Regions from separate parts of the Mus musculus genome. Here region 1 is linked to region 2. Evidence: chromatin loops called from intact Hi-C (ENCODE). Cell type or tissue: heart. All regions are shown on one strand. Each heading gives the region's core, and the rest is flanking DNA. Links, peaks and the distances in the headings are about the cores only. Region 1 overlaps Cobll1 (Cobl-like 1). Region 2 overlaps Grb14 (growth factor receptor bound protein 14).

Region 1 (15,437 bases), core at 3,625-11,624, 150 kb before region 2:
ATCAGGGCCCAGGCTAGATACAGGGCCTGCTCTTCCCAGTGCTGCAATAGATGAGGGGCCAGGTCTTATCTCTGATGTCCTGGGGCCAGCTTTTTTGCCTACCACTGGTAACAAGGGTGGGAGAGCATTTCTCCCTCACCCATGTCACCCATGTCACTGTAATACAGACAACAAGACAACTAAGAGGGCCAGCTCTCCCACACTCATAACCTTGGGGCAAGTTCACCTTCGCCCCTACCACCAAGGTCAGCCCTCTTGTGCTGCCCAGGTATCTCTCAATTTTTCTTAATGTGAAGTGCTTTGTTTCCACTATCATTGAAATTGTTCTGGTTTGCATAAAATTCCCATGTTTCTTTGTGGAAAAAATATTTTCACAGTTGAGTCCTAGTCTCTCCTTCTTTGAATTTATAATTTTTTTTTTAACTGAAGACACAAGGCCCTTTGTTTTACAGTCCATCCTGTAGTCTGTTTCTTTCAGGATAGATCCCATGCACCCTGTGGGTATAACTTCACCTACTTACTTATTCTTGTCAACTGAGTATAAATATAGAGACTTGACAGGTTTGGATGAGATAATTTGTGGCAAGAATACTTCATAGGAGCCAGATAATGTTTGTCTGTAGTCCAAACTCCTCAGGAGGTGAAGGAGGAGGGATTGTATAAGCCCAGAGCTGTAAGGCCACCCTGAGCTACACAGAGAGATCCCTTTCATAAGTAGAGGTTTGTACTTCCACTTACAGACACTTTAATAACATCACAAATCATCAGCATCTGCCGTGTACATCTTAGCTGAAAAGGGGTGCTGGTCTTAGGCAATCCTCCTTTCAGCTACCAGCTCTTGTTTTAAATCTCCTGTATATAAATGTGTGGGACAGGGTGAGATTGCTGGATGGGAGTGTGTGTGCTGTGACATGCATATAGCAAGCAGGATAATTGCAGATATTGGTCATTGTATTCTACCGCTTGAGCAGGGTCTCTTAATGTGCCTGCCAGGTAGAGGGCCCACAGGTCTCCAGTGGTTCTCCTGTCCGCTTCCCACCATGTTGTAAGAACACTAGGGTTACAGATGTATGTTCTCACGTCCAGCTTTATGTGGGTTCAGGGACTCGGATCTCAGTTCCTCAAGCTCACGTGATACCTATCAATAGCATTACTTCTATGGTATCACAGTTGTCCTGACTTTTGCCAATAGAAATCATTGTAGGATGGTCCCTAAGTCCTTTAGTATGACTCCCAGTGGACTTTGGTAACCTGCACCCTTACATGACTAGTTGTTGTTTGTAGCTCATTGCTTTCTACAAACAATAAATCAATTGATGCAGGGCCATCATGCTTCCTTTCACTAGGATACTGTATTGGAAGCATGCTGGGGCACAGCGGTTTAGATGCTGGCTTGGCTCTTAGTTATTGACCCCTTCAGTTGATATTAGGAAACAGGTTTTGTTTTGTTGTTGTTGTTATAGTTGTTGTTTTTATTTTAAAGAAAGATTAAAAACAGAGCCTTGAAGTTTGGCAGTTGCTGTTCTAACTAAAGTTAATCAGCACTGTTAGTATTTAGGGCTTGGTAATTCTGGAACCAAGAGAACTTCTAGGTTAAACAAATAGCATTTAAGAGACAATACTTGGTCCAGTCTTCCCTCAGTGCCTGAAGGAGATTGGTTGTGAACCCTTGAGGGTACCAAAATCTATGGAAACTCAAGTCCCAATATATATAGCTTATGCCCACGCCCAACCCCCCATATACATTAAATCATCTCAGGAGTGTTTGTGATACCCAGTGCCTCAGAAATGCTTTGTAAATGGTCATTATCGTGACTTTCAATCAAAAATGGTGGCAAGGAAAAATCTCTGTATGTATTCAGTACAGATCGAATTTTTCTTGGAGAATTTTTCCATGCAGAGTTTGTTTAGATCCACGGGAACAGAGAGACTGGCAGCCGTAATTATAATGGCTCATGCTTTTGCGAGTGAAATGCTTCATGGTTGTTTAGCTCTGACAAAATTATAGCTGAAATAAACAAAAGGATAAGCTGCGTGGGAGAAGCGTCATGTGTCACTGCGATGCAGCCTTCTTACTTTGCATTTGTAATGCTGATAATTACACAGTGCCTAAGAAATTGAATTCACTGTCTAGCTGTGCCTCCTGGCCCTGGCTGTGTGTCTTTGCTTCTTCCTTAAGCTTCACTTCATTCTCATCTAACGTGGTCACTGTGTTTGCTTGTTGCTTTGAGAATTGGGTGAGGTATATGGTGCCTTGCTTAGTGACTGTAGTGGGTGACTGATCACCAGAAAATCCTTTTAAAGGGAGGTTAGAAGAGAAACACTGGGAATGAACGTTCCACCCGTGAACAAAAAGTAAATTGTTTTTCATGTTTTTTCAGAGTCCTGCCAAATATCACACAACCCGGACATTGTGAAGGAGAAAGAAAACAAAGGGATTTTCAGTTTTTTCCAACGCAGCAAGAAAAAGCGAGAGCAAGTAGGCATTTTCATGCACCATTTTAAGATTCTTAACAAGTATTTTTAGAGTGGTTTTTATTTTGACCATTGCCTTTTGATTTTCTGTTAGACTGCCAGTGCTCCTGCGACCCCACTAGTGAGCAAGCATCGTCCATCTTTCACGAGGTCCAACACCATTTCCAAACCGTACATTTCCAATACCCTGCCCTCGGATGCACCCAAGAAGAGACGTGCCCCACTGCCACCGATGCCCACATCCCAGGGTGCTGCTCAAGGCCAGGAGAGACGAGCGTCTTGTGTGGAGAGATCCACCAGTGTGGACGACACAGATAAGGTAGCCTGTGTTTGCCTTGTTTCGCAGGTTGCTCTGGGGAGCATCTGTTTTTTCCGTATCTAACTTATCTTTTTCCACTGAGACTCCTGAGGAAGAAGCAGTTATTAATATGTACTCAGTGGGGCTGGCGAGAAAGGTTAAGAGCACTGACTGCTCTTCCACAGGTCCTGAGTTTAATTCCCAGCCACCACATGGTGGCTTGTAACCATCTTGTGGCTTGTAATGAGATCTGATGCCCTCTTCTGGTGTGTGTGAAGATTGTGTACTCACATACGTGAAATAAATAAATCTTTAAGAAAAAACTATGTACTCAGTAGAATAGTTACTGGCAAGGTTGATAGAAAAAGATCATGGATACTTCTGCCATGTCTTTAGATGTCAGTTTTAAGAAGCTTCCATCCTCAGCCAATACAGGATACATACGTTTTGTCTTGCTTTACTTCATCACAGTCATTGGTTGCATGTATGGGGAATTAAATGCATATTTTGACCATATATATTTTTTAAAACTGCATAGGTGATATGTTCCGTGCTTGCATTTATAACCTCTGGCATCTTCTGAGATTCTCCAGGGAAAATCCTGGTGTCTACTTGATCTGTTAATGCTATGTTTTAAAAACAAGCCTTTTGGGCTGGAGAGATGGCTCGGCCGTTAAAGGCTAGGCTCATAACCAAAAATATAAAAACAAGCCTTTTAATAATGTGTGGCTGTTTTATACTCCTATTGTCCATCCAGAGGGGATGCGCTACGTAAATCATTATGTCAATTTACAAAACGGAAAAAAAAAGTTCATTTATTTTCGTGTGGGCACGAATGTGGGTGGCATGTGGAGGTTAGAGAACAATGCATGTATGTTCTGTCTCTCAAGCATGCCAGTTCCAGAGATTGAAACCAAGACATCAGGCTTGGAGGAAGGCCCCTGACCCTCTACCAGCCAAACCACCCTACCAGACTTCCTCAGTAAAATAAAATTGTCTAAAAAATACCTACACATTGCTTGCCTTATTCAGGAAGAGCCTAAGTAAAACTTAGTAAATGTGTTTGAACAGAAGATGCTTATAGAGTTGGCTCAGATAGAGTGAGTGACATTGAAAGTAAAATGTATTTTGAGATATTCAGACACTGAGTGGAGTCCTTTAGGAAGTTAAAGGATTTTATTACCGTTCTAGATGATTAGCAACTCAAATAGAGAAATGAACTCTTTAAAAACTTCGTATTTTTTTAATCTAAGTTAATACTGTGCCATAAAAAACAAACAAACAAACAAACAAACAAACTCATTTTACAAAACAGAGGGACGATTTCTTTTTCCACTGAGAGAATCATTTGCTGAAAACCTTCCAAGGTATCCATCCATCCTGTAGGTGGGTGACGCTTCACAGAAAAGGCAGTCTTTGTGTTCAGTCATAAATGTGTGTGGGAGTGCAATAGTTGGGTGGAGAACTCTGTTCAGATTCCAGAATGCCAAGGATACAGCGTGCTCGGGCCTGAGTGAGAACCAGACAGCAACTAATCAGGGAATACAGGACAAAGCTGGTCTCAAAGACCTCCTTCTGTGCATGGCCCCTTTATACTTCTTCATATGAGCCTTTTGAAGATTATTTTGTATTTTAATTACCTGAGAAGTGAACTGTAAGAATGTAACTGACACTCTCACATAGCTACCAACTCCTCTTGTCTTCGGATAGAAGTTATCTCTGTTCCAACTATCCTCATCCAAGCCATCCCAGTAGCTTCTGTGTGCTTCAGTTTCCAAGGCGTCTACATCGTCTTCTACTGTCTGCCTCTTGGAAGTCTGATCCACTCCACCAGCGACCTCACGGAAAGCTGGTTCTTTTGATTCTCATCCTCTGCTCTGTGACCACTTGGTGCCCTGTGTTAAGTGATTTTTTTTTAAATATTGCCCTTGGCAAATTACACATCTTTATGCAATTTTCTGATTATTTTGTCTTTTGATCTGGACATCTGGGTAGTTCTTTGATGTATTGTTCAACAGGAACCAGAATTATTTGCTTTTCCCTAGAGAAGCTGAAGGACTGTGTTTTGTTTATTCGTTACCAAAATCCTTAATGATTAAGCTGGGGTTATGTTTGTCTGCATGTATCTGCTCATATACACCACTCAGGAAAGAACACTTGCTTTCCTGGGCATCTCCCATGTTCTAGACTCAGGGCCAGGTGTTGTGTGATTAGACACCCTTCATTTTTAACTCCTCCTTCACCTTACTACCTTCTTATAACTACTAAGTTTTTTGTTTCTTTTTTTCTCTTCTTCCCTCCTTCCTTTCCTCCCTTCCCCTCCCTCACCCTCTCTCCATGTCTCTGTCTTTCTTTATCCTTCCTTCCTCCCTTCCTTCCTATTCTACTACTTTCTCCATCACCCATGACCATACCTGAATCTGTATTCTTAAAGTCTGTTTATTATTCTTATTAAGAAGCGATATCTGTTCCTCAGCTTGGTTTTGTTTGGCTTTTTTGAATCTGTGAATGAATCTTTTTTAAATTAATTTATTATTATATATTTTCTTTATATACATTTCAAATCCTATCCCAAAAGTTCCCTATACCCTCCCTCTGCCCTGCTTCCCTACCCACCCACTCCCACTTCTTGGCCCTGGCATTCCCCTGTACTGGGGCATATAAAGTTTGCAATACCAAGGGGCCTCTCTTCCCAGTGATGGCCTGTAGTGGTTTGAATAATGCTCCTCCAGGAATCGTCTTCAGGCCCTAATGTAACAAGATCCTAAGACTTAAGAGTCCACAGATTGGCCTCCCATGTGAGTATCTTATTGATAGGTCCCTGGCTCTTCACCTGTCCCCATTGTTCCTGTTTGGAGACCCACCTTTGTAATTTCCTACCTTTATGCACCACAGTGCCTTCTGGGAACAAAAAGTGCACTTCTCCGGAAGCCCACTTCTATTTTGCTTGTCCCTCTCTCTCTAAGCCCTAATACTTGTAAATATGATTTAGAAATAGTGTGCATATGGATTTAAGTTTGGAGGTACCACCATCTTTTCTTTCAGTTGGGCTCTAGTGCAAAGGCTAGGGCCCTTATAAGATAATTCATACAGCCAATTAGCATGAAGACAGAAGAGAGTTGTGTGCAGCCCCAGGCCAAGCTGGGTGTCCTGCCATACAGGAACACTGGAAGCCACCGGAGAATGCAGCAGGCAAGGAGAGTCCTTCACAGAGAGCATGTCTTGTCACATGTCTTGATTTCAGATTTCTGGCCATTAGAACCCTGGTTTAAACCATTGTGACGTTTTATAACATTCCTAGGCAATCATCATGTCCATTTTGTAATTCCAAATATTCTTGCTGTTAAATTTGAACCTGTGAATACTTACTGATTGACTTTGTATGAGAATTGGCAGATCTATCATGCAACCCAGGGTTTTACCAAACTGTTATCCAAAACTTCATCGTCATCTTGGTGTTCATTTGTTTTATTCTTTTGACTTCTGTTAGAGACCAAGGCTTCATTTAGTCTCATCCACAGTGTCTTCCCTTCCTTCTTCTCCAGTCATTTCCCAAAGAAACTCAGAGTAGACAGAAGAGGACCAGCTTAATGTACCTTCATACTGCTCTCTGTGACCAACTGACACATTTATATTTCTTATTTAACGTTTCCCAGCTCAGAAACTGTACCAGCGCTTATTTGGGGGGGGAGGGGCAGGGGTGTCCCAGGGACGTCTGTTGACATCATTTTCCTTATAAACCTTATCAGTTTCGGGAATGTTTCCAATTCTAAGCAGGACATTTTAGTCATTGTTGTTCAAGTGAAGTCTCCTCCTCTGTCAGAAAGAAATGATGGCACCTCTGTCTTCTGCTTTCTCACCTCCACAAGGTTGAATCATTCCTCATCTCTACTGCCTGATGAAGTGTGTTCTAAGGAGAATAACCATGACTCTGAACTTGCCTCATATGTTTTAATTTCTGTGTACCTATAGGTATTGTATTTATATACGGTTAACTCTTGAGCTGATAACTGTTTACATTCAAATATTCATGACGTTCAGTAGAACACTCCAGTTGCTGAATGAATGTTACTTATTTTGGTTGCTATTTTGTTTACAATTTTAAATAAAAAATATGGATGATAATTAAGCATTACATGCCACCTTGAACAATGTAGTTGAGGTTTTAGCAAACTTGTTTTAGTCACTGAAAGTAGTAACAGTGAAATAGGAAAACATAATAAAAGGAAAAATATCTATGAAGCAAGCTGCTATTGCTTGTGATGCAACTTAGACCACAAGGGTGCGCTGTTTAACAGTACAGCATTCTAATCATTTCCAGTTTTACCCTGAAAGCTTCTTAAAAAATAATAATAATAAAAGAAAATGGTTTTATGATGTTATAAATTTCTTATTTTGATTGTTAAGGAGGCAGAAAAGTAAACTATAAATATTAAGTATTAGTAATACATGAAAATTATTTATGATGGTCAGTGTATTCAGTTTAACCTTTGGTTCACTTTGGTCCCCCTTTAAGTAGTCACTGGTCTTGTGATCCCCTGTAGTCAATGCTTACTTTAAATGTACCTGGTTTTGAAAAGGAAAAAGTGTTGGCCACGTCTCTTCCACTTTTGGCTGTCTGCATTTGATAACTTGCTTCATTCTTCTAGGGCATTTCTCAACATTGGCAAATGGAGATATTTGGATAGTGATTTTGGAACATACACTGGAATTATTCACATAGCTGGCTGTTGACTTTCAGGCTGGTTTTGACAGTTGCTGTGTGTGCTCTTCCCGAAAGTGGTCCATTAACGATCCAAGTTCACAGACCTGTGTAGAATTTCTGCATCTGACAGTCCATCTAAAGAATAAGTTTCACTGAAGCTCCATTTCAGTGTGTGCTAATTTTCATGTCCCTAAATTTTCTGTACACTTTGGCATCATTTTCAGCCTCATGCCACTTTCTCTGTATAGGTGAATATATTATATCCTGTGAAAATGTTTAATTCAAAATGAATTTCCAGTTAGAAATTTTCTAGCAGTTTTTCCTAGAACTTTTTGAACGTGTTATCAAACAGACTTTTTCTCGTGATTTGAAATGTCATTTGTGTTACAAGGTCTATGGTATTTGGCCTTTTTTGTTATATATAGGAACAGTAACTGTATCCCTATATGAAGTGCGTGTAACCATATGAAGTAAGATTGTCAACAAAATGACATCGACAGCTTTGGGGAATAAGACTAAGTATAGAAATCTGAGTCCTAGAACCATTTACTGTCTGTTGAGGACACCTGTAGCAAAATCAGTCGGCAGAGGACTGCCTTGTTTCCATCAGTTGGTCTCTTAAACTTATGTTTCAAGTGGAAGTGGAAGAGTTTAAAAGAAATTGTTGGAAATCTCCACCTGTAGAATTCCCAAAACCTTTGGAGACTTTTTGACTCCCACCTTTAGTGTGGCTTTACTGCTTCAAGTCCTCTGCATTCAACAGTAAATAACTGTCCCCAGCCACTGGCATGGTGTGTAACCTCCTTGGGGTAGGTTTGTGGCTGGAAGCACAGTAAAGGGATAACCTCTACTGAGCATTTCATTTGGTCTCAATGTGTGTGCTGCCACAGACAACATTCGAATATTGGGAAACCAAGACTTCCTGCCATCTGATATTATGCAAGTGAAACTTAATACCCAGAGTATTCGTTTTTCAGTGGCTGACTCAATTTTTTAGGAATGCTTTGCATGCCTCTTTTACACAGTTTTATCTTTATTTTTTTTCCCTACTTAATTTGGTTTAGAAGCAGATGATATGCCCATGAAGCAAGTAAACATCTGTTTTTTATTTTACTTGGTGAATTTTTCCAGTTATTTTATGCAGACCAATTAAGGTTGTACTCCCTGTTGTAATAGATTATGTATTTGTACTCGTTAAGAAATATTTCTCTTCCTGCTTTTTTTTTAATTTGGGCTATCATGTAACACTTTATTTTCTCTCCTGCTCGCGTCTTGTATTTATTGTATGGAAAGTGGACCCCACACGGAGTTCAACAGTTGCCTAGGAACTGTGGTTACCATGACAGTTGCAGCTTGATATATGAGTACATCTGGCTCTACTTCCAAAGCTATGAGTGGATTAATGCATCTGAAAAAATCTACCAGCACAGTATATTCTTTCCTTTTTCCCATGCATAATGTGCATCATTTCTTTGTAACTTTTCTAAGGTTTGTTAAGGAGTCATGGCCACGAAAAGCGAGGCAGCGGCGCCTGCTTATGTGTTTAGTTTTCCTATTCCAGGCCAACTTCTACAGAGAACACTCCATTAATCTACACTCAAGCCCTCTGTTGGCACTTTCAGGTGTGCTTCAAACCTAAAAGTAAAGGGACCTGCTAATTATATTTTAACCTCTAAAGAAGAAAAATCTTCAAAGAACAAGAGCTCTTGACCATTTGTAAATTGAATACACGTTTCTCTTCCTTGTCTATCAGTAAGCAAAAGGCTGCCTGTGCCTTAAGCTTTACACTAGGTCACAGCAGAACACTGAAGTCAGAAGTCCAAGGCTTACATAGCCTCTGGCCTACATTGGTGTTGAAGGCTGCATGAGTAGGTGTGCCCTTCTCTACTCAGCAGCATGCAGTAACAGTAGCCAGGTCAGAGGAAGCATGGCCGTGGTATGAGTGTGTAGGGAGGGATAAAGCTTTCTTGATAGCTTTGGCTTTCTCTCTGGGCTGAACTGAAATGCCCTCCTCCCCCAGTGTATTACTTTGGCTGTCATTTGACTTTGGCATGGGTTCTAAGTTCAGCTCATCTGTAAGGTGTTCTCCTCACCTGTGCCTAGAAACATGTCAGTCCAGTTTGTTCGGATTACAGGGAACCACGATCTTCACCATGTATTCTCGTTTACTTTGGATCGATCCTAGGTTCTACTTTCTTCTTGTTCGTAGAAGATGTACGGCTGAGCTCAGTTCTCATCTTTGGGCTTAAAAATGTTAAAACCAAGATTGTCACTAGCAAGCCACGATTATATAAATAGAGCTCAGTGAGTGAGGGGAGGGTGGGACTGACGGAAACACTGATGTGTCTGAAGAAGAAGAATGTACATGTCTGTCAAAGGCATAAATAGCATAGGCTTAAAAATTTGTCTTTTTTTTTCTTTGCACAAAAAAAGGGCCAGTGTGCATGTAAATGGAAACTGCTCAACCTCTGTGTGTCTTGTGTCACCTTGGGCTCTCCTAGATACTCTGTGGTGTTTTTACTCTCTGCTGTAGTCTTTCCATCAACTTTCCACACTAAATGAACTTGTCCATTGCTGTGTTCTTTTTCTCTGAGGAATAAAATTTTCTAACTAAATTTCCCAGAATCTTCAAGTTCTTATATTGCAAAACTATGTACGGCTGGCTTCTACCTAATAAAAAAAAGTTCTGTAGTCTGGACCTTTGGTTGGTGGTAACCAGGTCACAACAGCTACTCCTATTGAATGACTCCTGAGACCCAATGTATGATAGCAACATTGAAGACTTAACACCTGGCATCTTTCTGTGTGCACTTATTGCAACACAGGAATCCACACAAGCACCTTGTGGTGCAACAAAGAAATGGAAGGCTTAGAGTGTGAGAAAAATGTGTTCATTTGCTGAGCTTATTAACTAGAGGATATAAATGTCACTGTTAACTAATAATGAATTTTGCACAAGATATGTTTGATACAAATCTTGTGACCAACACAGCCACGTGGAATTCCTTGGAGGGCCTTAACTTTAATTAGGAACAAAAAGTCACAAGCTAATGGTGTTGATGCCACATGGAACACCTTCTGGATGATCTAGCTCTAATCTTATTGGCTTCTACCGTAGTACTTATTTCAGAAGAATGATAGGAGTGGTGTTAAAATTGGCAGAGGAGATGACTGCTCACATAGTGTAGGTTGAAGAGCTGCAGGCCCTGTACCTGATGTCTCCTGTCTTTTGCTCAGCCCAGTTGCTTGTACTTGATAGGTCACATCTGTTTACCCATTCCTTCACTTGGATGTTGATAATCTGAGTCAATCCTGACAAGGTAAGACTTTCCATGCTATCAAGGAGAACTCTTAATATGGGCTTAGGTAGATAATAATAAAATAATAGGTTTTTCTCCAGAGAATATGCTATTATAGAGCAGAGATTCAGATCTTTGGAAAAAGCTTTTCCATATTTTACCTGGAAATAGTTTATTTCTAAAAAGCTTCAATGACAAACAAGTGGCATGTATGTTTCCATCCAGTATAAAGGCAGTTCTCTTTGCATGTGTTTATACAGCTGTAAAAATTACACTTGAGAAAATAAACAGCAAAACCTCAAAGGGCTGACCAGTGTTTGTTAGGATATACAACAATTGTTCTTTAAAAAAAAATTCCCTTTCATTTTAAGCATTGCTTTTGTTCCAATGCAGTTATATTGATTTTATTACTGAAAAAAAAAAAAACTTGCTTACAGAGCATACCTACTTTGCAAATTCAATTTCTCATATTTCTATATTCCATTAATTATGAAATAATTACATTCAAAATAATTATATTTCAAACCAACTTGTGTGTCTAACTTGTAAAATTAATTTAGGGATCTTCCACCAAGAGTTAAAACTCAACCATCAGTCATACGTGAAGTTGGGACATATTCATAGTATATTTGCATAAGCCTAATGTCAATCATAAGATATTTAATAGATTTTATGCTGTTGAAAAGGTTAGCTGAGCATAATGTTAAACTTTCCTTGAAGAAGAAAGGGAATTTTAAGATTAGAGACCATTTCAAGTGGTTAAGTCCCCGCTAAACCCACCGTTCCCCAAATTTAAGAATATTCCTAAAAGCAGATATAATCCAAGATCTCCTATTAGAACATTTTGCAACATCATTGCAGTTGAGCTACACTGTTTCTCCTCTTTAGAACATTTCCCCCCCTGTATTTCTGGTTCATGCAGGATTTGCTGATTTTACTGCCCATGTTATGGTGTACCTGTGATTAATATGTAAGCTACTAACATCTCCAGAGCCAGTCCTCAGTACTGCTGTGGGCTACAGTACTGCCTTAATTCTGCCTTCTTCTGTTAGATTTTATGTCATTTAAGTAAGTGAATGCTAATCTAGGCATGGATTCAGATGGTCTATCTGCTATGGGTTCCCATCTGACCTTACCATGTTCTTTCACCAGCATATCCTATTTTTTCTTGTAATATTTCCCTTTACACGGGTCACAACATTTGTGGGAGTGTGTTCCTGTTTCAGTTGCAAGGCTTACTAATAGTGCACAGCCTTATCAGTGGCTTTAACTAGAGCGTAGAATTGAGTAGCTAATGATTAGCCAAGGCAGGCTCTCCTAGGGAGTTAGAAATCTGGCTTTCTTTTCATTTTGCAAACCCTTCAGACTTAAAAACAATTTAACCTCAGACCTTCTTTTAAAATTCCTGTCATGATTTGACTGAAGGAAATGAATTTTGATACTGAAACTAGAGAGTTGTAAGCAGTTCATTCTAATTAGGCATGGTTATGAAATTGTTCAAATGTCTATGCGGCAGTACACATTTATCTACTCGTTGCCAAGATGTAACAGACTAGTGTTAAACCTTAATTATTACTGGAGTCTTTCATGGTATGCTGCAGTGACTTAGTGGGGGTTTTTATGCAATAACCCAACCTTGGATGCAGAGCATAAACACAGTTGGGTTTTAGAGTTGATTCCAAGTCAGATTCCAGTAGGACTCGATTTCTGTTCTCTCCTAGGAGAGATAGATGATGTAAATGTCCTCATTTCATATCGGTACCTCTCTCTCACCTCAGTACCTATTATTTTCTTATTTACAAAATAATATTCCCAGCCTGAAAATAGACAACTGTTGTAGGAGTGCCAGCTGATGTCTATGAGGTAGCATGTGTGGTTTGCTAGGCTTTATTCCATTGTGCATGCATGATGTCATTTGGGTAACCCAGACCCTTTCTGACATAGATACTTTTCCTGGCTATTGTGCTTACTTTTTATACATGAGAAGGTTGAAGTTACCAAGACAATTCATGACATGTCTCCTGGCTGAACTCCGAATACTGACTCCAAATCCCATTTGTTAGTAGATATTACAGTATTCTATCTTCCAAATTGAGAACACTCGGTAAGCCTCTCTTTAGTCAGACAAGTTCACATTTAATAATACTCAATAAATTGGCTGGTCACTTTAGAACCTTATCATGTGCATTTCTTAAGATACCATAGCAGTTCTGTACATCTGTTTTCTAGTGTTTGATACTCTTGACTTTGGAGCCCCTCCAGTCTTACATGTTACATCCTCGACCTAAACATATAATAGTTGTCTTGGCTACGAGTTAGATAAAAAAATACTGAAGTCTTCTAATTTATACACCCCTGCCTTTCCTGAAGACTTTAACCAAAGGATATATTCAATAGATTAAAGGTTTCTTCACAGTATAGGGGCCTAGGGCTTCACTATGTATTAGGAAAAGTAATGCTTTAGTCCACATAAAAGATCTTCACATTTGACTCTTGTGGCCTTCTTTGCTTTTATCTTGACTGACTAGTTCTTTCCTGAGAGAACTCTTCATGGCAACCAACCACCTTTTGTCTCCCTATTTTACAAGAAAATAAAACATATCAAGCTACTTTCTTAGAGACTCACATTAATCTCATTCCTATGTCAAAATGAAATCTGTATTCTTGTCATCAACTTACTGTTGATGACCTAGAGTCACTATTCTTATTTGTTCAAAATTCCTGACTTTGGACCATTTGCACCAATCTTTATGTTTTTCTTTTGTCACTAAAGTGGGTAAGTTTTCATCACACCGCATAGACTGTGCTTATGATAGGCCTTTAGGTCTAGCCTGGTGACCTTTAGGTCTAGCCTGGTGACCGAGTAACAGTCACACTCTCCTCTAATGGCCACTTTCTTAGCATCTTTGATTCAAATTGTATCTTGAGAAATGGGGATTTCTGTCTACTTGCTCTGCAGGCTAAAGGAGTGGATTTCACAGGACAAGGTGGTAAAGCCCTTTCTTGGATGTCTGTGTTTTTCCCTTTAAATTGTCTTCATAAATTGCACGCACGCGCACACACACACACACACACACACACACACACACACACACAGAGAGAGAGAGAACATTTATAAAATTGCAGTTCATCTCATTTTGATATGTTTTAAATTCCTTATCCCTAGAAATGTAAATATCACATTAAAAAACACAAGCTTGTTTCTAAGATCCCCCAGACTGATAATCTGTGGGTCTTCTGTCTTTGAGCTAAACCTCCCTTCCCTTTCCATTTCTGTACCAGCTTCTTTATGACACTCCTGTACCACAACCACATACTTGTGCCTGAGACTTCATGCCATGACTGCTTTTATCAGGTGAAAGAACAGACCTGTCAGTGAGTGTTAGGGTGTGCAGCACGGAGATGGAAGAATTTTATTATATATCTCATGAAAGCAATCAATCAGAATTCTTGAAGCAGGGAGCTAGGAGGCAGATCAGAGTTTCGGTTGCTTCCAGTGTCTCTGCATTTACATATTGATCATCTACTGTAGTCTTACAATAGCTTTGGAGTGGCATGCCACTAGGGCTTTATCGAAAGAATTCATCAAGAAATTCATCTAACTCTGTCAGCTTTGGGGGTACATATTTTATCTTTAGAATTTGAGGCTTCTCTGATGCTGTCCATGTACGATACTTTTTCCTATGTAAAGTGGTATGTATGTCTATCAACATCAGATGGCAGGTAAATTTTCACCATTTGCTTATGTTCATTTGTTTTCTTTACTAAGTCTTAATTGTTTTTCCAAATGTCATGGGACACAGTTTAGGTCATAAAGCATTTTGAAACAGGAGAGCCACAGCCCTTTAACTTCTATCCGTGGATGTGCGTGTTAGATACAGTTATGGTCCTGGCAGTATTTCTGTAAGTGTGTGTGTGTGTCCCCACCCACGTGCACAGGTATTTGTAGAGACTGGCAGTGAGTATTGATTCTCTGAGGATGTAGTTATATATATGGCAGTGGGCTACCAGAGGAAGGTGCTGGGAACTAAACTGTTCAAGAGTGGCACAAGCTCTTAACTGAAGAGCCATCTCTCTGATCTCCCTACAGTTTCTCATAATCATCTTCTATGATGGATAGTTTTTGAAAATAGGCTTTTAGTTTGATTTGGATTTTTTTTTTTTTTGAGTGTTGTCGTTTTGCCTTGAACAGCCTGGTGACTGCTCCAGGCTCTGCTTCCTGACCAGCATAGACAAGGAAGACTGCCTGCCAAACGTCCCCTTGGCTGACAGAGAAATTTGTTACTTTCATAAGATATTAAGTGGAAGTTTGAGAACAGGAGAGAAATCAGTTAGAAGGTTTCTTTAACTTTATATTCCACTGAAAATGGTATTTAAGCAGTACCAGGTCCTGTGTCCTGTGTTTTATACTCTGCTGTTTGTCACAGAAGGCCCTTGAGTTATTTCGCAAGTCCATTAAGGATGCCCTCCCCAAGGGTCTGATTGCAATATTTAATCAGATTTGACGTTAGTGGCTCTGAATCCAAATGTGGACTTGGGTGCACGTTGTAGCTCCTTCCTTGAATGGTTACGGAGAGGTCTGAAGAGCCCTGGAGGAAGGAGAGGGATGTTTGGCAAGGACTGGCTTAGGTTTGGCTGCAGGTATTTTAACCAAGTACTA
Region 2 (15,437 bases), core at 2,375-10,374:
GTGAAGGCAAATTATTTCTCTGCACATCCATCAACTCCTATATGTTCTAGTGAAGAATATGTTTTATGTAGAAAGTGGCTGTTATGCTCCATTCTCTCTCTGTCTCTGCCTGCTTGTCTGTCTCTCTGTCTGTCTCTCTCCCTGTGTATGTAAGAGAGAGAAGTTGAGAGAGGAGAGAGAGACAGGGCAACACACACCCACACACCTACACCCATGTGCACACACATACACACACACATACATGCGCACACATACATGCACACACACAGGCACACACACACACACACACACACACACACACACATACACACACACAGGGTAGGGTGGGGCACCTGAACTGAAACTCTAGCCTGGCATATTAATTACACCAAGAAGAACACTTTAAGGTCACAGAATTAACAGTTGAACATTATGACATATAAAATAAATAAAATATAAAATGTCTGCAAGATCCAAAGACCTAACACCATATTTGAATTCTGCAATCCTGATGCCTCTGCTCAATTCATACTGCTTGTCAGATTATGCTTGCAAATTATTTCATATTCTTTATGCATCCTAGGAAACATTTGTAATAAGCACACAGATTCCTAAAGCAATTTCAGAAATGAAAGAGGAGGGAAAAACCCAATTTGTACAATATACTTTTTCTTAAGACCCAAGGTCGTTGGTAAGTGGGAATTCTACATTGATTCAAGATAGTATCATGTTCTAACCACATTTCTCATACAGCCAGGCATTTATGTAATTACACATTATCATATCGCAGTTTTTCCCAGAAAGTTCTGAGCGGACTCCTAGCTAGCTGCTCAGTAAACACATGCCCAGGCCTGGCTGGCCCCGGAGCTATCAGCTTCACAGTAGCCTGCAAGGGAGCCTTTCCCCTTCCACTTGAGATGACTTTAACCCCGTGGGCTCTGTGTTCCAGCTCCCAAGTTGGCTCTCTGGTCTCCAGTGTCCCTTGCTTTCTCTCCCAAATGCTATTGTCTAAGTCTCTTTCCGAACTGTAGGCTTATTCTAGTTCTCTAAAACCTCTCTTTGCTTTTCTCTTCAGTGTCTTAATTTTGGATGAAAAGGTAGGGATTTGTGACTCAGCAACCACGTCCTGTGACATCATTTTACGGTTGCCTTTTACAATACTGAAATCTTAGTACCCATCATGTGTATTTATCCCAGGCTTCTGAAAGTTTTTAGATTTTTCCATCTTCTCTGTGTGTTTTGCTATTTAATTTTTTGTTTTGTTTTGTTTTGTTTTTCAGTATTTGTTTTCAGAATTCTTTCTATTGCAATTCAGGTTTCACTTTTTTATCTTGTGATTTTTAATTTAGAATTTTGCTGCTTTATAAGCAGAATATAACTTTATGTGACAAGAAAGGAACAGAGACGTGGATCGCACAGGGGAGGGATTTGTTTTCTTAGGCCTTGCGGTAAAGATCAGTCCACAGCTCATCCTGTGATGCTGCAATGTCCTCAGGCAACCAAATTCTCTCTTGCTTATTATAAGCTCCCCGGTGTGGGTCTGCTTCCCTTTTATGGAGTGATAAATGTGAATCCGCAGGCATCCTGTTCACAGTCTTGGCTCTGAGGATGGATGCACACGGCAGGCAGGCAGGCAGGCTAGGGGCCAGTGCTAGCTCTTGTTAATGTGAGACTTAGAAACAAATAGAAGCTATGCTTACTGGCTGTGCCTGGACCCTGAGGGTAACTGAACTCAAAGCAAACTCCTGGAGCCTAACACGCTGCGCTTCTCTTCTCAGTAGCATCAGGATTCTTTCTAAATTCAATTTAATAATTTAATAGATGGATACTGTATTTATATCATTTCCCCTCCCTCTCTTCTCTCCCTGGTATATCCCACCCCCCACATTACACACACATAAATAAATATATACATACAACCTGTTGAGCCATTTAGTGCTGTTTATATGTATAGGACTGACCACTTGGTACTAGACAACTGTTTAGGGGTCTTCTACCTTTTTCTTTCAGAAGTCATTAATTTTCTATCGCTCTTCATCTAGAGATGGGTGAGTGCCTGTGAGGTCCTCCCTCCTTCATCTGCTTTGGCTTGTTTACTGATGGTCAGGTTGTTTAGGTCTTATTTAGGAGGTCATACTGTTGAGATTTTGTGGGTACAATTTCCTTTTTATATATAGCTGTCACTGTCTCATAGCAGGTATCATTATCATCAGGACATTCCAAACCTATGAGGCAACAGCGAGACCTTCGACCTGCAGACCTTTTGCCAAGACAACGACCACCATATTCCCAGAATCCATTTGGCTTACCTCCCACCCTTATTTGTGTTATGTCATTTTCCATATAAATAAGGAGAACGGCCCTTCCTCACTCTCTCTTCTTTCTCCTCTCTCCCCCTCTTCTCTCTGTGCCACTTCTTTGTCTCTCCCTTTCAATAAAACCTCTTCCACGTGGAACTGCTTTGGCCTAGCATGCTGTTTTGGCATAACCCACTATTCTATCACATCAGGTATCCTGGTCCTTTGGCTCTTACAGTCTTTCTGATCCTTCTTTTGTGATGATGTTCCTGGTCAGTTGGGACTGTAATTCACAGATTCAGTGCAATACTACCAAAATACAACATTCTTCACAGAAATGCAAAAAACATCCTAAAAGACAAATGTAATAAAGAAAGACTCCAAAGCAATCCTGAGCAAAAAGAACTATGCTGGAGGGATGACCGTTTTATATTTCATGATGTGTTCCAGATCTGTTGTAACAAAGACAGAAAGGCACGGGCACAGAAACAGACATGAAGATGAATAGAACAGAATATTCTATTCTGACCAAAACATGAGGATATATAACTGTAATCATTTTCTAAAACTTTTTCACTTTATATCCCACTCACTTCTCTCCCTCCGTGTCACTTCCTCCTACCCACAATCCTTCCCCTATTCCCCCTCCCCTTCTCCTCTGAGCAGGTGAGGGCCCTCCTGGGTATCCTGCCACCCTGGCATTTCAAGTCTCTGCCAGGGTAGGTGATTCCTCTTCCAGTGAGGCCAGACAAGGCAGCCCAGCAAGAAGAACATATCCATTGGAGAGGCAACAGCCTTTGGGATAGCTGTTCGGGATGCACATGGAGACCAGCCTGCACATCTGCTACATATGTGTAGGAGTGATGGAGCTAGGGCCAGCCATGTATATTCTTTGGTTGGTGGTTCAGACTCTGAAAGGGATTGCTGCTTGAACAACTATAGTCATCTTATATTTGACAAGTAGTGTTGGGAAAACTGAGTGTCAACATGTAGAAGAATGACATTAGATCAGTATTTGTCAATCAGAAAAATAAAGCAAAACAAACAAAACAAAACAAAATAAAACAAACCCAAAAAGACCTAACTTCAAATGGATGAAGAACCTTGATAAGAAACCCAAAACAATGAAACTTCTAGAAGAAAACAAAGGCAACACTCTACAAGATCTTGGTGTAGGAAAGGAGTTTCTTAATAGGACTCCTAACAATTTCCTAACAATTAAGGTACCAGAATTATTTAGAAAGATGTATGTGAAGAGCGAGCATGAGGGTCAGCTAGCTACCACCACTACAAGTGCCTCTGTCTTCGTTGGCATTCAGAAAATATTGCCTTGTTATTGTACCGTGTACAAAGTGTGGTCGTACGCTTCAGAGGAAATGGATTCTCTCCTTGTGTGGGGATGGTAGGCGGGCCAATTGTGCAGATGGATGCTTCTCTGAGTAAGCAGGGCCATGTACATCTCCAAGTGGTGGCTTGGAGAGTGAGGGGGGGGGAATCATTGCTATTTTTTAAATCTCGTTCCTGCTAAACTTTGATTTTCTTCCTCCTCATGTCATTTTTATTAGGGTAAATGATCTGTGTCCTTAACCCAGAAAGGTGTCACTCAGAGCACGGTTTGGATTGTATTTACACGGTTTTTTGTTGCTTGAGAAATAAGGTTTCAGAAAGCATTCTTGGTGGACAGAGTGTGTTTTAGAGGTAGAGAGCCTGGCACCTGAGTTCAGCTCTCTCTTTAGCCTATGGAGTAATCTTAGGTGTATCTGTCCGTACAGTTGCTCTATGTTCTTCAGAATGCTAAATTTGCCAGGTCTGTGTTAAAAACATTTAACACATAGTAGAAGCCAAGAGAATGTGAATTATTTCTCTGACCCAAGAAAAGACGTGTGCTTTGTGTTCATTTGTTGGGTTGGTTTTGATTCTTCTGGTGTGGATAGTATGTGTGCTTTCAGAGAGACAGTCCCCATATGTAACCCAAACTAAGCTAAAACCACTACATTCTCTCCTCCAGCCGCCTGAAAGCTCAGAGTACAGACAACTTGCCACTATGCTTGGCTTTAAAACATCATGTTTTATTAGCTTCATAAGTGATTTAAATTGAATGAGAAAAAATTTTAAATAAAAAACTTTATAATCATCAGGAATTTAAATGTCCGGCTAAAGTTGTTACATAAAAATTTTTGTTGTAGCAAATGCATTGAGTAGAAACTTATTATCCTTCATATCATGCCACCAGGGCCAAAAGGATGGTGTACTTTTTAAATTCGTTTTATACTGCTCATTTTTTTGTAACTGTGTTTATGACTGCCATGAGACTTAAACAAACAAAAAAGCAAGCAATTGACTGCTAAGCTATGTTCATGTATATATCCCTATCATCTGTCTTTTCTGGGAGCACAGACTGAAGTACAACAAAATATGCAGTTAGATTATTCAGTATCGTAGGGTTGTTAGTCAATGGCTGGCAGGCTGTGTAGTTGTAAGCTAAAGCTCTTGGATACCTGTATGACAGTGGGGCTGAGCCATCTCTAATCAGGACGCGGATAGCAGAGGCATAGTCTATGCAAGCTGAGCATTCTTAATTTAAAAACCGAAAGACGAAATACTCCTAAATTTAAAGATTTTCTGTGAAGCCGTGTGATGTCATGAGGAAAAATAATGTATACCAAAGACACTGAATAGAATTGCCCACAGGCTTTGTGTATAAATGAAACGTAAATGAATTCTGTGTTTACAGAGAGATTCTTTCTTTAGGATAGCTCATTGTGTATGCAATATTCCAGAGAGAGAGGGGGGAGGGAAGGAAATCTGATACACTTTCCACTCAAGCACTTCAAACAAGGGGACTCAGATGGAAATTAGTATTATTTGTGTAAGTGTTGTTTTTTGTGAAAACAGGATACTGACCTACTATTAGTATTTCTCAACATTATTGTTTTTCTTTATTCTTCTTAGAGTTTTATCCCTTAGGGTGAAAAGCCACAGTCCCAGGACTTTTCATTATTTTTATCCAGCTCTAACTTGTGGCTTTTGGCAAGATGGAAGACTTTCTGCCATCCTCATAGACCAGTAGAAATCAAAGGAAGAAAAGAAAAAAAAAATCAAAGGAGCTGTGATCTGCTTAGCACTGAGTCCAGACTCTTTTTAATCTTTGTAAGAACCTCCCAAGGCTGCTGGTCAAACCCATTTTGGGCGAGGAAGATTGGTTGGAGAAAGGCCATCCTCAAAGCTCCTGCTAATAAATGGCAGAGTGCAGGGTTGTAGGCTAGGCCTGTCTTCTCAGAAAGAAAACTTTCGTAGAACAATGGGAGCTCACGTGCTGCATGCCCCAGCTGAGGAATACATACCACATGGCCAAGCTCCTCAAAACAGCCTGGGCACACATACTATACATCCCTGCTCTGCACAGCATTCTGGATAGACACTGTGCAGCCTGCTTTATGGAACATCCTGTGTGTGGCCCTGTTCCACAGTGCAGCCTGGGCACAGACTGCATGGCCTGCTCTACAGAACAGCTGTGTTACTTTCTTCTCTTACCTGTATGCTTCACGTGGAACAATTCTCACCTCTTTTGCCAATCTACTTTTACCCGCTGACTTGGCGTTCCTTGCCGTGTCCTCAGCCTTACTTCTAAGTCAGTGACTAAGCTAACCTGAGAATATACTGGGGCTATAAGGATATCTTAGGACCTACTCACCATAGATGATTTTCCTTTAGAATTCACAATATGATTACTATGCAACATACAACACTGAGTGCTGTTAGCTCTTCATACATTTTAAAGTATGAGAAGTTGAAGATTTAGAAGATGTTCTCCTGAAGTTCCCCACCAGTCTGACCCAGATCAGATTCCAGTATTCTCAGCACTGTAGACACCTGGGCTGTAACTCCATGGGAACAGGCACCGAGCCTCACGTTATTTTGTAAACCACAATGCCTGGTCCATGCCTGGCACACAAGGCTGATTAAAAATAGCTGGAGTGATGGCCAGTCTCAGACTCCTGCTCGGGACTGTCTGAAGGGCTGGCTTTCTTGGCGGCGCCCCAGTCGCCTGAGCCAGAATTTAAAAATAATAATCTCTTGTTGGCAAAGAAAGAAGTAGGGCTTTTGGTAATTTCAGATGCTACTTCCCTCTGAAAATGTAAAGATTTCCACCCTGGTAAAGTATTAAAAATGTTCAGCCTTCAGACAGTCCCCCCCCCCAAAAAAAAGACATTAAAATAGTATTTGGTAATCATAACATTTTCAGAAAGTTACTAAAGCCCCATGACCTGTCCTGTGTCTCTGTACTTTGGAAAATATCGACAGGAGTTTCTGAAATTAAATTAACTCTAGCAGCCAAATTAATTTTTGAAGAGAAATTTTGATATCAGTATTCTAAATCACAGGATCTGAGAAATATTTTCTCTTTCTCTAACACACATGTATATTTATGCCTGTATATATGTTCACAGGATATTTTCTCAATGTTAATATAGAAGCAACTAATCTTAAACGTCCAACTGTTCAGAAATTTAAAAAATCTACTTTGATACAAGATTATAAATATATCAAGAAGGAACTTCATGCAATTAACAGTCTTTTGGTTTCTGTCAGTATACATATTTGCTTTTTTGTTTTACATTTATTTATTTACTATCTATGTGTGTTCGGGGTAGTGTGGACATCTTTGAGGAGGTGAGAGAATAACTTGTGGAAGTCAGTTTCCTTCTTCCTCTCTTTGGCACCCACTGTATGTCCCCACAGGATTCATTTAAAGATGCAGCCTTGGCAGCAAGCTGAGCCATTGCCCCAGACAGAAAAATCTATCTGGGGTCTGTATTAGTACCAACTCAGAATAAAGCCTCCCTCTGCTGGCTGTTTCTATAGTTGCATGCTTTGTAACATTCAGAAAACAATGAAAACGCAAGCAACTCTTTGGCATTCAAAAACTAGGTGCTTTGTGACATACATCTCATTTATATATTCTGGTGTGATGCTTAGCTTGCTAATCTTTTAAAAGAACGTGTCATGAAGCAGTCGCAGCTTAAAGAGGCATGGACACTGGACTAGCAGTGGGGGAGGAGTTCAGACAGTGTCTAGGTGGAGCCAATACAGGTTCCATGGTTCTGCCAGGGAGCAGGTGCCTGAACAAGTCACTTCTTCCCTCGCCTTGGCTTTCTTCTTTCTGAGATTAGGACCTTTGTCAATTGTTCAGCCTGAATTCTGCTAACTTTTATTATCTTATTATTCTGACAACATTGTGTGTGTGTGTGTGTGCTTTGAATAGGAATATGCACGCTATGGGTTTCACACAGATACATGGGAACGTTTAAAGGAAACAGAATTACAGCCTGGATATAAATTGGTTGTCCTCTAGAACTGTCACAGTATGGGAATGTTAGGATTTGGAAAGTTATTTTTTTCAGAGGTGTGACTTAAAGTCTATAGAGTAATACGTAAACATCACAGGGAGACTGTACATAGCATATACCATTGGCTGTTTGGCACTATATATCACATGATAATGTCATTCAACACACCTCTCATTAAACTCCAACAGACCTTTAATGGTAAAATTCATTTGAGTTTCTGAGACATTAAATTATGGGGAAAAAATTTTAAAGATCAATGAAGACAAATAGTTCCTAACAGTGCATGCGTGGGTGGATGCTGTTTGTCTCCATAAGAGTGTTGCAGCTGGATGCACCATGTCTGCATCCTTTTGTCTGTCTCCTCATCTCTACACTCTTTCCCCTCCTCCCCTCTCCTTTTGTCCTTCTTTCTCACTGTGTGAACTGATTTGAACTTTTTCACTTACACATGTATAGTGGTTATTCTGAGAATAAATGGTTACTTAAAAACTGAAAGGAGACATCAGGATAACATTGTGCCCAACCTAAGCTTAACCAGTGGTTTTCTGCCTTAAGTGTGGTTAAGTGTTTGTTAGCATCTGAGAAGGTTTGTATCATGTAAAGAGGAGTTAACCCTACATGACTACATGTATCTTAAAACACTGACTATTCAGAGACAGGTCTTGGATGACGTCATTGGGAAATTAGCAAGGGATTTTTGACTTGACTCTGTATAATGTACATTGGATTCAAATGCACAGAAATGTGTGTGTGTGTGCACGTGTGCACATATGTGCATGTGCACATAAGTATGTGGGGGTAGCTTAGAATGGAAGCTTATACCTATGTGTGTCCACATATGCACATGTGCACATATGTATATGGGCATAACTTTGGATGGAAGCCTATATATGAGGCAGATTTGCATATGTGGCAATGTGGAATCTCTTTCCAGGTCAACTTTAGGACATGTCCACTAGTGAGACTATAAGGGGCTACTTTTGTCCAGGAATGCAAACTTATTTGAAACATCCCAAATCTTTTCCTATTGCATTCTGGCCCTAGTATGCAGAACTAGACCCCTGGCTACTCAGGTTCTTGAGTCTTGATTTGTTTGCTTTGACCAGGCACTTTTTTAAATGGGATATTTTCTTTATTTACATTTCAAATGTTATTCCCTTTCCCAGTTTTCCCCGATCCTGGAAACCCTCTATCCCATCCTCCCTCCCCCTGCTTCTATGAGGCTGTTCCTCCACCCACCACCCACTCCTACCGTCAATTCCCCTACACTGGAGCATCTATCAAGCCTTCACAGGACCAAGGACCTCTCCTCCCATTGATACATGACAAGGCCATCCTCACATATGCAGCTGGAGCCGTGTATATTCCTTGGTTGAAGGCTTAGTCCCTGGGAGCTTGGGGGGGTGGTTCTGGTTAGTTGATATTGTTGTTCTTCCTATGGGGTTGCAAACCCCTTCAACTCCTTCAGTCCTTTCTCTAACTCCTCTATTGGGGACCCACCCACCGCTCAGTCCAATGGTTGACTGTAAGCATCTGCTTCTGTATTTGTAAGGCTCTGGCAAGGCCTCTCAGGAGACAGCCATATCAGGCTCCTTTCAGCATGCACTTCTTGGCATCCACAATAGTGTCTGGGTTTGGTTACTGTATATGGGATGAGTCCCCAGGTGGGACAGTCTCTGGATGACCTTTCCTTCAGTCTCTGCTCCACACTTTATCTCCACATATGCTCCTGTATTTTATTCCCCTTCTAAGAAGGACCGAAGCACCCACACTTTGGTCTTCTTTCTTCTTGAGCTTCATGTGATCTGTGAATTGTATCTTGAGTATATGGAGCTTTGGCAAATGGATGGAACTAGAAAATATCATCCTGAGTGAGGTAACCCAGTCACAAAAGAACATACATGGTATGCACTTAGTGATAAGGGGATATTAGCCCAGGCACTCTTTATAACTGTCAAACGGAAGCAGAGCAGCAAGCAAGCGACTGCTAAGCCAAGGCTACTACACAGAAGGTGTGGCAAACTTCCATCCTGTAGTCTTAAAAATAAATAACATTAGGGATGAACTTAAAGACCTTGGGTTAGTAGGAGCTTGAGGGACCTGACTACTTAAAACCCCAATCTTTCAAATGTGAGAAAAGGTCTGGGGCAAATCTGCTGTTAGTAGCTAGCTCCCCTTTCCATTATGGTTCTGTCACCATCAGCTGTTGAGCAGTCAATTCTCTTGCCCCTATTGAGGAGAGCCTTGTAAAACTTCTATTTTAAACCTTATTACTGTATTCTCAGATAATTTTGAGAGGTGCTTTGTAATTGGGGTGTGGCAGATTTCGTTCTCCATTTTACTGGTCTGAAGGGAACCCGGTGCTCAGCATGTCCGGATGAGACCACCCTTCTCCTTGGTCTGCTGGCAACTGTGAAGTGTCACTAGTTCTGCTACAGCAAACCCAGTCTTATTGTTGTTGTTGTCATTGTTGTTATTATTATTTGCTTTTCTTCTTCCTCAATACCTTTTCTCATACTATTTGCTTTACCCAGGTTCCCCCTCCCTCTGTGTTTCAACTTTTTACACAATGTCAAATATGACAACAGGCCACTTTAAGTCCCAGATTGGGTTTTGTTCAGCTGAGACTTTCTATGAAAACTTGCTACTATTTTCTCTTTGGTCTGCATGTGTGGTTTCAAACTTGAGGGCTCAATAGTGTTGTTGTGGAATCCGTAATGTCTCACTTGGGGTTACAGACAATGAGTCTATTCACCATAGAATAACTATTTCATTTGTCCATTGTGAGCCCCGTGTTCTGTGGGCTGCTGGAGAGAAGATAGGAAGCCGCTGTGACTGATGTTGTGTGGTGTTCTGTGTAGCAATGGCTTTGTGGGTTTGATGGCACAGGTACACCACGCATGGTATAGACATTCTGGCCTTAAACTGGAAAAGTCATTGACATTTTCCTTCCAAGAAATAATGGTGTATCTGAGACTTTAGGGAAGAAAAGTAGGTTTCAGGGAGATAGTTCAGATAGTACCAGTAGTCAGTGCACTATGTCAAAGCATGCTGTGTTCTGGAAGGAGCTAGGCACTTGTAAGAAACTGAGGGTGAGTGGGGGTGGGGTTGGGAGTGGGGGTGGTGAGATCAGGGAGGAAGGAGCAGGTTGTGTGGAATGAAGCTGAAAAGCAGACTAGGATAAGGCATGGTCTTTGTTATGTCAGTTCCCGAGAGTCAATATTCGTGACATTTGCGTGTTTTGAACGAATGTAACTAATTAAAAATGCATAGTTTCTGCTCAGGCATAAGGATTGTTGAATATTTCTTTCAAATTTCCTAAGACTTTGTTATGTGGTGTCTCTAAGCTATGTACTCCTTTGCTCTCAGTATTTCACACCTAGAAAAAGTTGAGGAAGGGCGCAGGGAGCAGCAGCTTTGCTGGAGTTACTGAGGGCTGCTGGAGCAGCGTTCTTTTGGAGATTCATTGTTTGAAAAGCAGAGATATGGAATAAGAACTAATGAACGCATTATTTCCATCCCCTTAAGCAAACACACAGGCTTGTTTAATTCAAAATCCTTACACTGTCTCCTCTTATCTCTGGCCACAGCATTCCTTATTTAGAAGAATGTGAAGATCCAAGGCTGCTCTGACCTTGCTATAAAAATATTCATATGATTTAAGTACATTTGCTCTCTGTTTAAAGAAAAAAAACAGCAAGAAATCTTGAAGCATCAGAAAATGTTTTGTAATCTTTCTCTAGTTGCTCATAACTTTGGAAGAGTTATAGAAACAAAATGAGCTCCACTTTGGGTCCTAGTGCAGGGAACTCTTCTGTGGACTTTTTGTCTTAACTTTAATCTTCTAGTAATTATACGTTAGTGATAGAAATAATGGATACATAGGATTAAAGAATGAAACTTAAACACTGGAAGATACACTTAAAATATGTTTATCACATTATTTTAAATACAGTACTAGTTAATATTAATTGAGCTCAGATTTTTTTCCTAGACACTCTAGCCCAGGAGCAACACAGTCCAGTCATGCTCCAGTCATCATTCCTCTGTTTGCCCTTTTTCTTCTTTCTCTCTCTCCATTCTATTTGTTTTTTGTTTTAATGATTGATCTCATACACTTCCCCACTGTGACAAGCTGTGTTCTCTCTCTTATTCTCTGAAGAAGCTGAGGACAGTGAGGGCAGGACGTGGGGCATTTATCAGTTTCCCAGGATGGCAGTTTGGAAAGCCCTTGGCAAATACTCATTGGACACTCCTGATGCATCCCCAAAGCTCTTGAGTGCATCCAGCTTGGAAGGAACTGGGGATCCTCTTGCATCCCATTGTTGTGGTCAGCTATGGGGGGGGGGGGGAGGGGGGTTAAGGAGAGGGGGAGAGACCTTGTTTAGTGTCTGCTCTGTCTTCCTGGGCTTTTCCATATAATAAACTTCTCTGAGAATCAAATTCCAGGTAATTTCACAGAAATCCAGAGTGTTCTGAGAACAAGGCAGTGTGTATTGCCCTCACTCTCAGCCTCTCTCTTTCTCTCTTTATTTTGGTTCTTTTAGACACAACCTTCAGCTTATATTTGAAGTATTTTGTCTCTAAGTCTAGAGGTTGTAAGGCCCTCGAATGTTTTTCTGAAGTCAACCTTTTTTTCTTCTTCTTTCCTCTCTATTGTTGTGTCTTTTATTTAAAAAGAAAAAAAAAGGTGGATTTTGAAATCTCTTTCTGCTGCTCACTTTGTATGGGAGAACTGGTTTGCTGGATCAGGAGTCTAAAGACATTCTGGTATATCCCCGTAAACGGATACACTCACTGACACTCGAGACTGTGAGGACTACACTACCGTGACCAGTGATTTTCGTGCTTCAAGTGGGCGCTGTTAGAACAGATTTGAAGTTGTAAACTGCTCCTAAGGCAGAGATGGCTCAGTTTTCTCAGTCTGTCAATCATCCATCCACATGGAAGGATTTCTCATCAGAGCCATTGTATATACCGTGGCATCCTTTGGGGCAGTCTGTTTATGCTAGGGAGATGCTGTAAACATATCCCATCAGAGCTGTGTGTCTCTTGTTACTCAACTGTCTTTTCCATTGGGAAGCAAAGTCTGTTCCTATTCTTTGGCTCCAAGCAGAATTTCATTTGGTGTACAATTGCAAATGATATTAGTCTTCTCATCCTATTTTCTTCACACTAGAAAGCAAGCTGGGAATTCGGGGGACTTAACTAGAAATGTATTACATCCCTTTATTAAGTAGCATGGTCATACAAATGCCCAGCCCTTTTTATCTTTCAGGCTGCAGCGGAAACAGGATGCTAATATTATGTTCTAAGGGTTCTGAAGAGCAGAACTGCTTGTTTTCCCACGATCCTTAACAGCCCCAGCTTGAGGTGTGCACCCATCAGTCCCGTGTCTTCTGTGAGGAACTGATTTCTTTTTCTTAGATAGGAAGGTGTACTAATGCTTTTTGCAAGAGGCCTAATGCCACTTGAGAGTTGAAGCTTACTTTATCTTTTCTGTCGTCACGAATTTAAAGGAGATAAGTAGACATAGAACAGAGTTCTCAAGGCCTTTCTGCACTAGTGACATAAAAAAGTTTCTATAAACAAGTGGGTTCCAGAGACCTCTGGGATGTGCTGTAGAGGAAAGCTAAACTAGGTGAAATCTCGTCTTGCTCTCTCACACACACACACACACACACACACACACACACACTCTGCACACATACTATACAAACATACACACACACACACACACACATACACCAATATACACCCTGTATATGTACACACACATACACACACAAACACATAGTACACATAGCTCACACAACACACACTTTACATACACACCTTACACATACACATGTATATACACATACTTATCACCTATATATACATGTGCCCACAATACCACACATATACATATATGCACATAAATACATATATACAAAAGTGTATATTTGAAAAACACCAGCATTAAATTTTTTTCTTTTACAAAATCTGCCTTTGAAATGGAGTTAAAACCAAAGTATTTTTTCTTTATTAAAATCAATAACACTTATTCCATGAATTTCAACTGGCTTTAAAGCCTTGTTCCAGGAAATTTTCTATTGACATTGCTTCTGAAATTTAATTTTCTGGTACTTATGTGCTAGTGATAGATATAATTGGTAACATGTAATAAGATAATGAGGCTCTTAACTTACATGTTCCAATCTTGAAAATCTGTAACAATGCAGGTTGCACGGAGCAATGCGTTTCCTGAATGAGTGGTTAAAAATTTCTCTTCTCAGTGCTTTGCCTGCTCTGTACTTTCCTCTCATTTACAATCTAGCATAGCTCCCGAGTGTCTCTAACTTTTACATTTTCTTAGTTTCTTTGAAATAAAACATGGGGTTGGAAAATGAGAAGCAGGCTTCTCTGACACAGGTGATGAGAGTTTGCTGTAAGAAAACACATGGGGTAGTCAGGAGGTTGAGGGGGCCTTTCCTGCTCGCCCATCCTTCAGTCACCCTTCCTGGGTTTTTGCTCCAGGATACACCATTGCTCCACTGAATCAGGTTCACTGATGCTCAGTCAGGGGTTATACTGTCCTGGATGTGGGCAGGAACACCCTCTAGAGTTTGATCCTGTCCGCTGTAAGCATGGCCACATGGGGAGCAGCGGAAACATCCTTAGAAAGCCAGCCCTGGCCTCCTCCAGATCCACATGTAAGAGGCATGCCCTTATGAACAACAGCCTATTTAGATAACATGGCCCAATGAGATGCCACAAAAATCACTATGTGGGGAACTGCTAAAAACCAGATGAGAAGAAGGAAACTTCAGCGACAATCCTGACTGGCTTTGAACATGTGCTTTCAGACACCAGTGGCTTTGTATCTTGAGACTGCCATATTGAATCAGTTCGTACTTGGACTTTCTTTCCCCAGTACATGAACCTTGCCTTTCCATTTATTTATTTATTTATTTATTTATTTATTTATTTATTTATTATTCGATATTTTCTTTATATACATTTCAAATGCTATCCCAAAAGTTCCCTATACCCTCCCTCCACCCTGCTCCCCTACCCACCCACTCCCACTTTTTGGCACTGGCATTTCCCTGTACTGGGGCATATAAAGTTTGCAATACCAAGGGGCCTCTCTTTCCACTGATGGCCGACTACATCATCTTCTGCTACATATGCAGCTAGAGACACGAGCTCCGGGGGTACTGGTTAGTTCATATTGTTGTTCCACCTATAGGAATGCAGGTCCCTTCAGCTCCTTGGGTGCTTTCTCTAGGTTCTCCATTGGGGGCCCTGTGTTCCATCCAATAGATGACTGTGAGCATCCACTTCTGTGTTTGCCAGGCACTGGAATAGCCTCATACGAGACAGCTATATCAGGGTCGCTTCAGCAAAATCTTGCTGGCGTATGCAATAGTGTCTGGGTTTGGACATGCACCTTTCCTGAACAGAGATATTTTTGAGTAATTATATTTACCATGATGGAAAACAGTTTCAAATTGAATGCCAGGAAAATAAGTTGAATATTTAGTGTGCAGAATGCTCACAGGCCTTGCAATGGATGGATCTGCTCAGCAGGGTTTGATTAAGCCAAGATGACTTAAGCTAGGTTGCTGGGGTATAAGTGTAAATAGTGAATAAATAGAAATTTTTCCCAGACAGGGGGGATGCTTGCTAGAACAGGTGGGAAAGGCACACCACAAAGCCTTGAATATCCAAAATATTCTACTGAAAAGAAGGAGTTCCTTGAAATTCAGGTGGACCATAACTAAGGATTTGTGGGTAGAACACAGATGCAAGTTCCAGGTGGAGT

Evidence for each region. A loop is a pair of places that touch in the nucleus more often than their neighbours do. Peaks named below come from ENCODE experiments on the same cell type or tissue, not always from the same donor. Only the 100,000 strongest peaks of a DNase experiment are listed, where the experiment ranks them.
Region 1: a loop joins it to region 2, with 10 times the contacts of the local background. A loop is called at or near these places in 21 of 42 quality-filtered maps.

What each region holds. Positions count from the first base shown.
Region 1 is chr2:65,113,250-65,128,686 of GRCm38, reverse strand. It overlaps Cobll1 (Cobl-like 1), which reads left to right. Exons shown (of 14, transcript NM_177025.6): 5 at 2,382-2,479; 6 at 2,570-2,794. Among named protein-coding and RNA genes, the nearest start is that of Grb14, 98 kb to the right of the region's middle. In heart, for the core only: CTCF peaks have their summits at 7,053 (motif pointing right) and 10,309; DNase peaks (open chromatin) are centred at 9,436 and 10,646; H3K27ac peaks cover 818 bases.
Region 2 is chr2:64,957,339-64,972,775 of GRCm38, reverse strand. All of the region lies in intron 2 of Grb14 (growth factor receptor bound protein 14), which reads left to right. Among named protein-coding and RNA genes, the nearest start is that of Grb14, 58 kb to the left of the region's middle. In heart, for the core only: a CTCF peak has its summit at 7,133 (motif pointing left); a DNase peak (open chromatin) is centred at 6,245; H3K27ac peaks cover 944 bases.